2 separate regions of the Homo sapiens genome follow, and region 2 is linked to region 1. The links are chromatin contacts, found by Hi-C or POLR2A ChIA-PET in ENCODE. All regions are on one chromosome and are shown on one strand. Each heading gives the region's core, a stretch centred on a gene start or an enhancer-like site at or near the end of the contact. The rest is flanking DNA. Distances are from core to core; before and after follow the strand shown. Region 1 overlaps CMTM4 (CKLF like MARVEL transmembrane domain containing 4). Region 2 holds the start of RRAD (RRAD, Ras related glycolysis inhibitor and calcium channel regulator).

Region 1 (6,022 bases), core at 2,835-5,334:
CAGGAGACAGCATCAGACAAACCCAAATTGAGGGACAATCTACAAAATAACTCGCCTGTATTCTTCAACTGTCAATGACATGAAATGAAGGCTAAAGAACTATCCCAGACTCAAGGAGATTAAAGAGACATGACAACTAAATGACAACATGATCTAGGATTTTCATTTATTAAACAGATTTTTGAGACAAAGAGGGAAACATGAATAAGGTCTACAGATTAGCTAAGAGTACTGAATCAGTGTTAATTTCCTGATTTTTTTTTTTTTTTTTCAGATGGAGTCTCGCTCTGTCACCCAGGCTGGAGTGCAATGGTGTGATCTCAGCTCACTGCAACCTCCGCCTCCCAGGTTCATGCGGTTCTCCTGCCTCAGCCTCCTGAGTATCTTGGGCTATAGGCACCCGCTACCACGTCCGGCTAATTTTTGTATTTTTAGTAGACCCAGGGTTTCACCATGTTGGCCAGGCTCATGGCCTGGCCAGGCTCCGGACCTCAGGTGATCTGCCTGCCTTGGTCTCCCAAAGTACTGGGATTACAGGCGTGAGCCACCGCAGCCAGCCCTAATTTCCTGATTTTGGTAACTATAGTGTGGTTATGTAAGAAAGTAATCTTGTCTTTAGGACACTGAAGTTTTTAGAGATAAAAGAGACATCAAGTCTGTACTCTCAAAAGACTTAAAATATTCTATAAATATACATATACAGATATATAAACACACAGAGAGAGAGAGACAGTAGAGGAAGGATAAAGCTAATATGGTGAAATTAACATTTGGAGAATCTAGGTCAAAGCATATATTGTTTTATACTACTCTTGCAATCTTTCAGTCTGTAATTATTTCAAAATAAAGGCTTTTTAAATGACATGTATCAAATCTGTAAAAATCCACGAGTTTGGAGAAAAAACTCATTGTTCACCTTTAGAGGTTGCTAAAGCATTAGCTTGTTATTAGGAAAATTAATGAAGGAAAAGAATCAAAAGAATCAGCATTTACCTTGCCTTTCCTGTACAAACTGTATTTCAGGAAAATCAAACAGATGGTGAGGAAAAGATCTTTACAAAATTCCAGTTAATAAATGCAAAAGGAATGATTGAATTAGAAAATCATTGGCCAGGCTCCATAACCATGCCTATAATCCCAGCACTTTGGGAGGCCAAGGTGGAAGGACCACTTGAGGCCTGGAGTTCGAGACCAGCCTAGGCAACATACTAAGACTCCATCTCTACAAAAAATATTAAAAAATTAAAAATTAGCTGGACGTTGTGATACATGCCTGTAGTCCCAGCTACTCAGAGGGCTGAGGTGGGAGGATCACTTGAGCTCAGGAGGTCTAGGCTGCAGTGAGCTATGATTGAGAGAAAGCAAAGAAAGGGAAAGAAGGGAGGTAGGGAGGGAGGGAAGGAGGGAAGGAGGGAGGGAAGGAGAGAAGGAGGGAGGCAGGCAGGGAGGGAGGGAGGGGAGGAAACCATTATTTTGAAATGATCTGGACCCGGATTCTCAATCCATCTGAAAACCAGGAGTTAGAGGGCATTAATTGCTGAACTCAACCAAAAAAACATTCTTTTTCTGCCTGTTCATTTATCAAAGTCATGCTCCTAACTCCCATTCGAGTCGCACTTCCTCCACCAAAGCTTTCTGTGGCTCTTTCTTCAGCCCAAACCAGTTTTATCGCTCTGTGATTTCCTGTGGCCCTTGATCTATGCCAGTGGCTCATATACTTGGTTCATCCAGGGATCCTTTCAAAATCCTGATACCCACATTGGGCTCTAGGACAAGATTTCTCAAACTCAGCACTATTGGCATCTCAGACCGGATCACTTTTCATTGTGAGGGGCTGTCCTGTGCATTGAGGATGTTTAGCAGCATCCCTGGCCTCCACACCACTAGGTGCCAGTACTCCTCCCACCCCCAAGTGGAGAAAGCCAAAAATGTCTCCAGATACTGTCAAATATCCCTGGGGGGCAAAATCTCCTCCCACAGGGAGGAAGAATGGCTGATCTAGCTCGTGAGCATCAGTAGCTATTAAAGCCACCGATGCGGAATTTCAAACAGATGGATCAAGCACCCACCAATCAATCTTGGCTTCACTAAAAGCAAGACAATCAGCTGCTCCACCTGCTAGTGTGGATGCCGTAGGATGAAGCCAGCAGACCTGAGACAGCTTCTTTTCATCCCACCCCCAACCCCATCCCACAGTCAAGCTATATAGAGTAACCAGGTTACAGGAAACAGAGAAGTTGAAGGAGCATGTTAAAATCACACTAGAGGCTGGGCGTGGTGGCTCACACCTGTAATCCCAGCACTTTGGGAAGCTGAGGCAGGCGGATCACTTGAGGTCAGGAGTTTGAGACCAGCCTGGCCAATATTGCGTTGTCACTACTAAAAATACAAAAATTAGCTGGGCATGGTGGTGTGCACCTGTAGTCCCAGCTACTTGGGAGGCTGAGGCACAAGAATCACTTGAACCTCAGAGGCGGAGGTTGCAGTGAGCCGAGATCGTGCCACTGCACTCCAGCCTGGGCGACAGAGTGAGACTCTGCCTCAAAAAAAAAAAAAAATCACACTAGAGAAAGCCACCAGTCAAGGCCAAAATGGGAAATCTATATAACAAATTACCCCATTTCATCAGCAAACAAATGACATAAAGGGAGATGAGGGCTGTTGTAAGATTAAGAGAGACTTCAGACACAGCAAGCAAATGCAATCACGTATGGATCTTGTTTAGATCCTAATTCAAACAAACCAAAAGGGCATTTTGGAGATCACTGGGGAAAAGTGAACATAGGATAGTCAATGACATTAAGGAATAATTATGTTATTTTGAAGTAATATTGATATTGTGGATGTGTCATTTAAAATAAAGTTCGTAACTGATAGAGATGCATACTTCATATTTATAGTTGAAATGCTATGATATTGAAGACTTGTTTTAAAATATTACAACAAAAAAGGAGGGGAGCGTTGATTAAACAAAAATGCAAAATGGTGATAACTGTAAAAGCTGGATAAAAAGTATGTGGGCACTTGTACTATTATCTTTACTAGTGTATGTCTGAAAGTTTCCATAATAAAAATTTAAATTTTTTAAAAATGTTGAAGAACTTATATCCAGAACATACAAAAAACTCAAATCTCCACAATAAGAAACAACCCAATTAAAAAGTGGGTAAAAGATATGAGCACATCACAAAAGAAGATATATAGATGGCAAACAAGCACATGAAAAGATCCTTAACATCACTAGCTATTAGGAAAATGCAAATTAAAACTACAAGGCAGAGCACGGTGGCTCATGCCTGTAATCCCAGCACTTTGGGAGGCTAAGGCAGGAGGATCACTTGAGCCCAGGAGTTGGAGACCAGCCCGGGCAATCTAGTGAGACTCCATCTCTACAAAAAAAGAAAAAATTAGCCAGGCGTGGTGGCACATGTCTGTGGTCTCAGCCTCTTGGAAGGCAGAGGTAGGAGGATTGCTTGAGCCTGGGAGGTACAGGCTGCAGTGAGCCCTGATTATGCCACTGCACTCCAGCCTGGACAATAGGGTGAGATCCTGTCTCAAAAAAAAAAAAAAAAAAACAAAACTCCACCATAAAAGGTGAAATTTATTGCATGTAAATTAAAAAGAAAAATTTTCAATGTTGTAAAGTCTATTGATAAGGAGAAGCAGCATAGAACAGTCATGTTACAAAGCAATCTGTACTTGTAAATATATGCACACAGACATATGTGAACAAATACGGAGACAGTGTTACACACAATGTGACTAGTGTTCATCTCTGATGAGTAAGATACTAGGACATGTGTTTTTTTCTTTTAACTTAGAGGTATTTTCTAATTTTTCTTAAATTGGTATTACTTGTGTGATTTCTTTAAGAAGTAATTTAAAAACAAGCAAATAAAAAAATAACTGCAAGCTGCTCTGGGAAGCCTTTCCTCATCCCTCCACAATAAACCTCTCCCTCTGCAGGCTTCCTGCTGTCTCCTCAAATCTCCTAACACTTGGCTGCCCTGTCCCCATAGTCAGCTCTTCCCTCTCCTGCTCGCTGTGCTAAGTGAGGAAGTGCAGTTTACCGCACGGTGGGGCCTGTCTCCGGAATCGCGTCTAGCTGGCTCCCTGCTCTATCCCTCCCGAACAGACACTCAGGAAAATAGCTGAGTAATGACTGACCAACAGGGCATGAACAGGCATCTACGAAACAGTCATTAAACCATGTCCACAGGCAACTGGACACTATCCAAAGGTTGATAATTAATGTTCCATGTCAGCCTAAAACATGGGCTCAGGTGAAGGGCCACTTAAGTTTCTAGAAATTATTTGGGAGAAAACATACAAAGCTGGTTTATCACTTGCCACATCTGTGAATAAGAGACTTCAGATTGCTAATATGTAAGGTAATAAGCTTCAAAATTATCCCAACATCAGCCAGACTGGTGCTGCGGATGGACTGTAACCCGTATAAATTTCAGGTTCAAAGATTCAGCTACAGGAATATAGAGTAGGGAGAACAGACTTGATAAAAGCAGCCAAGTGAAAACAGACCTGGTGATTTTAGCTGACATCAGTCACACTGAGGCTAAACGCTTGTCAGTTAAGGATGAAGTAAAAGACTGTCATTTTTAGTGGGAAGTAGAGCTAAGCAGTCCCAAATCTTTTCTATAATGCTCTGTTTTCATATTCACAGGCAGAAAAGTCTGTTCGCTAATATGAAAAGATAGTAACATTAAGTCCAAATTTTATTAAAATGGATCCTTTTATATGATTCCTTGCACATGCCAGGAATATCCCAGAGTAATACTTAAAACATTTCCTTACTATAGGCCGGGCACGGTGGCTCACATCTGTAATCCCAGCACTTTGGGAGGCCAAGGTGGGTGGATCACCTGAGGTCAGAAGTTCAAGACCAGCCTGGCCAACACGGTGAAACCCCCATCTCTACTAAAACAACAAAAAAATTAGCCGGGCATAGTGGTGCATGCCTGTAATTCCAGCTACTCAGGAGGCTGAGGCAGGAGAATTGCGTGAACTCGGGAGGCAGACACTGCAGTGAGCTGAGATCGCACCACTGCACTCCAGCCTGGGCAACAGAGCAAGACTCTGTCTCAAAAAAATAAAATAAAATAAAAATAAAACATTTCCTTACTACAAAAACAAAACAAACAAAAAACCAAAACACCATGCCACCGTGATTCATCTCTACACAAGCCAGGGCCCCAGCAGCCTGCAAGCCAGGAGCCTATTTGGCTATCAGACAATAAAAACAGACAACAAAAACAAATTAGAAAGCTTCCAAGTATCATAAATTTGGAATTCCAGTTCCAGTTAATGAAGTAGGTACACTCCAGCCTGTCTGTCCCACTGAATGCTGCTATCAAACTGGAAACAATGCACAGAGCAGCTATTTCAGGACACTGAAAAACAAATCAAAGTAGGCAGATGGTGAAGATGCCCAGAGTTCAAAGCACCACAGAACCAACAGTCAGGCTCCTATTTTTCCTCCAGTGTTCCCCAGCTTAGACTCTAAGGAGCCTCAAACCCAGAAAAACCCAGAAAAGAGAGCCTGGTATAGATAGGGAGTCCAGGACAATCCTCTAGTTCTGGCCAGAAAAGTAGACAGGGGGATTTTCCTAACACTCATAGACATTGAACACAATCCTGGGTTTTATTTTCCTTTTAACTTTTTTTTTCCTTCATTCTCACTTAGATTTCAGACCCCAGACAACCCTGAAGTGTCAGAGGCAATGCAGCAGCAGGAGGCTACAGATGTCCACAACAGAGGAGTCGACTCAGAGGAACCCGAGTTCTTAGGGCATGAGCGAACCCCCTTGCTTTCCCCTTCCCCTGTCCTCCCACCATGTGGCCTAGGACATGGACACAGCTGTGGAAACTGTTCAACAGAGTAGGGTAACTAAAGAACCAGCTTTTGGGACACAGACCCGAAAGAGGAGTTCTAAGGGCTGGAAAATACCAAGGAACTGGCAGAAAGAGGAAGCAAACCCATAAAGTTCTATAAACTCCTGTTTAT
Region 2 (6,537 bases), core at 523-3,022, 260 kb after region 1:
CCCCGACACGAGCCTGGCACTCCCAGACCTCTAACCCAACTCACTCCTCCCTCCCCTGCCCTGGGTCTCTGCTTGCACCCTACCTGCTCCCAAATGTCGTAGACCATGAGTGATGCCTCTTCTCCGTCCACTACAATGGAGCGATCATAGGTGTGCCCTAGGCAGAAGGCCAGTAGACAGGTTACCAGCTGGTTGTCAAAGCCGCTGCTGCCAGGTTTCCTGTTCTGGCCACACCCTCCAACTCTTCCCCAGAGCCCTCCTTACCCTCCACTCCACTTGCAGATGCTGGTATGTGGCAACAGCAGTGCCAGGCAGGGAAGTGGGGGCTGGAGGGCATGGTGTGCCTGACCTCCACCCACATGCCCCCCCTGGGGACCTTGGCCACCTAGGGCTCCTCTCTTAGAAATCCCTCTGGTTAGAAACTCTGACCTGTCCCTGATAGGCAGGGAGGGATGTCCAGTCCCATCCCACAGAGTAGCCATATCTATGCCCTGGCCTTCTACTCTGGGCATTTCTTCCCTACCAAAGGCTGGGGGGTGTCCCTTCTCCTTTCCTTTCCCCATTTATGAAGTGGGTAGGTAGAGGCATGATTCTGAAAGCGCCAATAGAATTCCACAGTATTGGCCAGGTGCGGTGGCTCACGCCTGTAATCCCAGCACTTTGGGAAGCCAAGGTGGGCGGATCACGAGGTCAGAAATTCCAGACCAGCCTGGCCAACATGGTGAAACCCCAACTCTACTAAAAACACAAATATTAGCCGGGCGTGGTAGCAGGCGCCTGTAATCCTAGCTACTCTGGAGGCTGAGGCAGGAGAATCCCTTGAAACCTGAAGGCGGAGGTTGCAGTGAGCCTAGATCGAGGCCACTGCACTCCAGCCTGGGAAAAAGAGCGAAACTCTGTCTCAAAATAATAATAAAATAATAATAATAATAATAATAACAACAACAACAACTATAATTCCACGGTATTTGCGGCTTTGAGTACCGGTCTCAGCCCCTAGTCCTAGCCCCGGGATCGCCCCTCCCCTGAACAGCTGGGTCCCCTCACCTGCTGCCTCTGCTTCAGGCCCGTCCTCCACACCGCCGAAGATGCGCGCCAGGGCGCTCTTGCCCACGCCGGGCGCCCCCAGCAGCAGCACCTTGTAAACGCTCTCGTCTGAGTCGCTGCCCCCTGAGCTGAGCGAGTCCTCGGAGTCCTCGGGCCAGTCCAGCCTGGGACCCTGGGTCCCCGTCCCGGCCGCGGCCGCCGTCAGGGCACCCGGGGTCAGCGCCGCCTGCAGGTCGCGCTCGTCCACCGGCATGCTGCGGCGGTGCAGCGGCGGGGCGGGGCCCCAGGGTGTGCTGCCCCGACGGCGCTCGCGCTCCTGGCCCCCACCGCGGCTCCCGCCCGCTCCGCTGCCGCCGCCGTTCAGGGTCATCGCGTCCGGGACCGTCTAGGGGATCAGGAACCCGAGTGGCCGTGTAAGCCGCGAGGGAGGCGGGACCCGGGGCGCACCTGCCCAACCCGGAGTCAGGCGGGATGCTCCGGCCGAGGTCCCGCCGCAGCCCTCCCCCAGCCCCCAGGTCGCGGCGCCCTCACCCGGGACCCCTCCGGACCTGGCGCATCCATCTGCAGCCGCCCCGACCCCGCTCCGCCAGGACACTCACCCACTCGCACACAGACACGCTCAGGACTAGGATCCGGATTAGGAGGCCACGCACTCGTAGTCCGGACTCGGACTTTAGGGTTTCCGCCGCCGCTGCTGCTGCAGCCACCGCCTTCTCAGCCCGCACTGGGCTCTGGCTCCAGAGCCGCCTATTTAAGCCTCCACCCGCCCCCGCTCCCGCCCCCGGTCCACGCTGCTGCGGGGGCTGACGTGTCTGTCCACCCCCACCAGGGGAATCCCCCACCCTCTTCCTCGGACCTTACATCCCCGACACCCCGCCCTACCCGCCAGGGGAGTAGCGGTAGCTGTCTGGGAATAGAGGGGCTGACCGGTAGGCGAGGTCCGGAGCTGAGGGTGTGTGTGAGAAGGAGAGAGAGAGCGAGGTTGCGGGGGGAGTACGTGATGGGGAGGCAGGCAGCGGGGTAAACCCAATCAGCCAAAAGCAGCAACTGCCCTCTGGAGAAGAATTCGGTCTGGCCCCGTGAGACTGAATTCTCCCTTTCCTCTCCCCAAGTCCCGGCTCGTCCTTTTAGCAAGTAAGCTAGTTACAGGCTGGACAGAGATCCCCCTTCTCTGCCCATGACACCCACTCCCCATAGGCTCAGGTCTGAGCTAGAATTTAGGGGGTGTCCTAAATTCACACAAAATCCTTTCCACTCCCCATCCTGGAGTTGAAGATTCTCCCTAATGAGCCTAACCTTCAGTGTGAGGGTTGGTGTCACCCCATGAGCCCCTGGGGGCCCTGAGAGGGCTGTTGGGGGTGGGGGCAGCTCTGACAGAGTTGCAGGTGGAGATGCCTGCTTGAACCCTGGGGAGGATACCCCAGCCCAGAAGAGGGAAGGGATTAAACTCAGTCCCCATCCCACCTCCCAGCACCCACCAGGCAGCTGCCAGCAACTCTGCTAAAAATAAATAATCTGCCCCAGCCCTGGCCCTGGCCGTGGCTCTGGTTATTCTGCTCCTGGACTGGAAGTTGCCCAGAGTTGGGGAAATCCAGGCCAATGGGTGTTGAATGCCAGCAGGAGCCAGCCACTTCGAGTCGTCAAGGTCTCCCTTCTTCCCTCTAGCTGTAGGCTGAGCCAGCCACCCAGGGCACATCCAGGGCCTGGAGGTTCAGGCCCCCACCCAAAAGGGGCATAAACACAGGGTGTGGTCAAGGCATGAGGAGTGTCTTAGCTCCCTGCTCATCTCTCAGGGGTCTGAGGGTTGCAGGTCAGGCTGTGAGGTATTTTGTGACAGGGACCTGCTATCAGACTGTGACATCTGATTGTGACAAGTGTGGTGGGGGTGGGAGGGCATCCATTTGGGGCTCAGGTGACATCACAGATGGATGGACCCTGGTGGGCTGTGGTAGGTTGTCATGGAGACCTGGGCCAGGCTCTTTGGCTGCTGCATCAGTTTCCTTGGCAACGCCTAAGAAGGCCTTGGATTGAGGAGGGCCTGGCTCGGTAAGATTAGGGCCCTCTTGTCCTTGAGGTCTTCAAAGTAGGCAAAAGCTGGGCTGAGGGGTGGCCTGCCCATGGTCCTAGGGGATCTTGGAGGCCTGAGCATCCCCATGCTGGTTCTGGCTTCCTGAACGAACTCCAGTGGGAAGAGGAAGTTATGGGCAGAGCCTCCCGTTAGCAGGCAAGTCTAAAGAGCCACCACACACTTCCCATGAGGAATCCTGGCTGGGCTGCCTGTGCCCCCTCCAACCCCATGACTGTGCCACTGGAAAGAGCCTCCTCTGGGTGTCTGGCAGAGGGCGAGGGTGGGGGGTAGCTGTGGCCCTTCCCAGCAGGGGGCCATGCAAAGAAGGAGGGCTGGGTTTCCCCTCTGGCAATCTGAGCTCTTGACCTCAGCAGTGTTTCTTCATTGCCAAGGGAACTGCAACCACAAAGGGCCACTCAAGCCCCAGGCATTCCAGTGGCTGCTCCAACAGGCCAGAGACACTCACCACAAGCTAGATATGGCCAGGGGCCCCAGGGATTAACACCAGGACACAACCTTGAGACACCCCCACTCCCACCACCTGGTTCTCCCAGCTCTCTGGGCTGAGCATGGCTGCCCAGGAGGAATAAACTGAGGCTAGAACCACTCCTAGGTCCGCCCGGGCTTCAGATCCCAGCTGTGCTCCTTGCTAGCTGTTTCACCTGTGTCCATTTATCTAGGCTGAGCCTCAGTTTCTCCAGTGTAGAACAGGGATCACCTCTTCCTGATGGTTATTATAAGACAAAACAAACATGAAATGCAGAGGCACAGTAGTTGGCTCAAGTCGGGCACACAGTAATATCTCACTAAGAGCACGTTTATCATGATCATCCTTCGTTGGATGGGGCAGGTTAGGTGAATTTGTGGTCCCTCTCCTGTTTCTGCTCCACTCTCTCCAGGATGGTGGTCTGTCCAGGAGTGGGGCAGAGGTCTCAGGAACAATGCAGATACCTCTCCCCTAGCCCCATACCCATGTCTCCTCTCTGTAGGACCCCACACTCTTCCCCGTCCCTCAGGTGACAAGATGCTGCAGAGGGAACTGGGCTGGGCTTCAGTGTCCCCACCCCCTCCTCACACCACAGCCTTCAGGCCCCAGAGCCTCTGCTGTGTTCTAAGGCCCAATGCATTCATTCATTCCGCGGTCCTGTACTAAATACCTACTGTGTGCCAGGCCCTTGTGCTGGGGGCAGGATGATGAGCAAAAATAGACATGGCCGGGCATGTTCATACATGTCATCTAATCCCTGGGTCAAACTCAGCTATGATTTGTTGTTCCCATTTTGTAGACATGGTAACCAAAGCCTGAGGAGTCACAGGCCAGAAACAGCAGAGCCAGACATACCTGGTGGAGGGTTTCAGGAACCTCAAACTTCACCATCCCCTGTACCCTTGTGTCCTCAGATAGCATCTGGGGTTCCAGAAAGTTCCCTGGGCACTGGCCCAGGATGCACAGATGGTGGCCCTGCAGGCAGCCAGGGGCCAGGCACTGATGAGTCAAGAGTGACAAGAGAACTATCTGATATGTCAGCTGTGGCATGAGCAGTTTGGTGTCCCTCACCCACCATGGCCTGGCTGCCAGGAAGGCCAGCCAAATGACTCAATCACACCTGCCGCCCCCATGACTCCCTTCATCCCCAGCTCAACACAGACACCATGGCCACCTCAGACAGGGACTGTCCGGCAGAAGGTACACACGTCGTAGGGTGTGAGGCCTTCAGCTCGGGAAGGCTCCCTGGGGCTCAGCTGTTCACTCTGCCTCTCTGGAGCCCTCAGCTTCCTCATCTGTGCGGGATACAGTGCCTAGATCATCAGAGCTAGGCCTAGACCCATTTAAATCTCCCAAGGGCAGTCCCAAGTGGTTGCCATGACTATCCCCCTCACAGATGAAGAAGCTCTGGGCAATAGGGGCTGATGGCTTCACCTCTCTGATCTTAGGTAGCCAGATCCAGCACCTCCTCTTGGTCATTAGGTGGCGAGGCCACTCCCTCCTAAGAGTGAGCTGAGTGGGAGCAATAGGAGTTGGGGTTCAGGATGGGCTTAGCCCCTTCTGTAGGCAACGGCGCCCCCTGCCAGCTGCACAGCACCTATCAAGCTGCTCAGGGCCTCCTTTACTCCCTAGCTGTAAGTTTTTTTTTTTTTTTGAGACAGGGTGTTGCTCTGTCACCCAGGACGGAGTGCAGTGGCACAATCATAGCTCACTGCAGCCTCAACCTCCTGGGCTCAAGCGATCCTCCCACCTCCGCCTCCCGAGTAGCTGGAACCACAGGCATGCACCACCATTCCCCACTAAATACACACACACATTTTATTTTAGAGACAGGGTCTTGCTATGTTGCCCAGGCTTGCCTCAAAATGCTGGGCTCAGGCGATCCTCACATCAGCCTCCCAAAATGCTGGGATTACAAGTGTGAGCCACCGTGCCCGGCTAGATGTCTTGAGAAGTAAATTAGAGTTGTCCCTTGGTATCCACAGGGGATTGGCTCCAGGATCCCCATGAATCCCAAAATCCATGAATACTTAACTCCTTTACATATATTTTTTTACTTTGTTTTTTAAACTCAACTTCAGTGGCTGAGATCAAGTCTCTTATATAAAATGGCACAGTATCTGCATTTAACCTCTGCACATTCTTCCATATATTTTAAGTCATCTCCGGATTACTACTGTAATACCTAATACAATGTAAATGCTATGTAAGTTGTTGTTAGACTGCATTGTTTAGGGAATAACAACAAGAAAAAAAGTTTGTACATGTCCAGTACAGACACAGTCATCCTAGGCCTAACTACATTTTCGATCCACAGCGGGTTGTACCCATGGATGTAGAACGCATGGATAATGGAGGTCTGACTACATTTATTCTAGAAGCCCATTTCCTGTCCGAAAATTGGGGATAAAGAATAGCAAGCGAGGTGTGATGGCACATGCCTGCAGTCCCAAGAATTCAGGAGGCTGAGGCAAGAGAATCCCTGGAACCCAGGCATTCAAGGCTGTAGTGTGCTATAATCATACCTACGGATAGCCACAGTACTCCAGCCTGGGCAACATAGCGAGATTCTGTGTCTCAAAAAAAAAAAAAAAAAAGAGAGAGAGAGGATAGCAATTGCTGCATAGGGCTGGATGGAGAACTGACTAGATAGTAAGTGTAAAGCCCTCGACTGAATTCCACTCTTAGGATAGGCTCAATGCTGTCAGCAGGCCCTCAAGAACAGATCTGCAAAATGGCCAGGATCCCTACTGAGGCTTCTCTGCCCACAATCATATCTGGGCCTCAGTAGGGATGAGGTGGGGTTGGGCACTGCTTCTTAATATTGCCATTTATCTTCAGAGAATGAGACTAAAGCAGGAAGGATGCTCCCCCTGGGAAAGTGATCCTAACCAGCTAAGCCAAGGTCTAAGCCCTACAGTCTGTCCAGGTGACC

What was found. Hi-C counts contacts between places; a loop is a spot of excess contacts on that map. ChIA-PET counts read pairs that join two places held with the same protein, here RNA polymerase II (POLR2A). Pooled maps may share reads with other maps.
Region 2: a loop to region 1 is called in a pooled map, with 2.9 times the contacts of the local background. The contact joins the promoter of RRAD here to the enhancer-like site in region 1. A Hi-C loop is called at or near these places in 3 of 50 pooled maps. POLR2A ChIA-PET finds 5 or more read pairs at or near these places in 2 of 52 experiments (A673 and Caco-2).

The regions. Positions count from the first base shown.
Region 1 is chr16:66,656,832-66,662,853 of GRCh38, forward strand. The region is part of intron 1 of CMTM4 (CKLF like MARVEL transmembrane domain containing 4); the gene reads right to left. Among named protein-coding and RNA genes, the nearest start is that of CMTM4, 37 kb to the right of the region's middle. Within about 2 kb of position 4,085, at least 28 of the 41 ENCODE cell types and tissues checked have a DNase peak (open chromatin) inside an H3K27ac peak, as active enhancers do.
Region 2 is chr16:66,923,763-66,930,299 of GRCh38, forward strand. It overlaps RRAD (RRAD, Ras related glycolysis inhibitor and calcium channel regulator), which reads right to left and starts at 1,773. Exons shown (of 5, transcript NM_004165.3): 1 at 1,647-1,773; 2 at 1,048-1,432; 3 at 84-157. The coding sequence starts at 1,417. RefSeq lists silencers at 1,138-1,577, 1,708-1,767 and enhancers at 3,393-4,592, 4,310-4,479.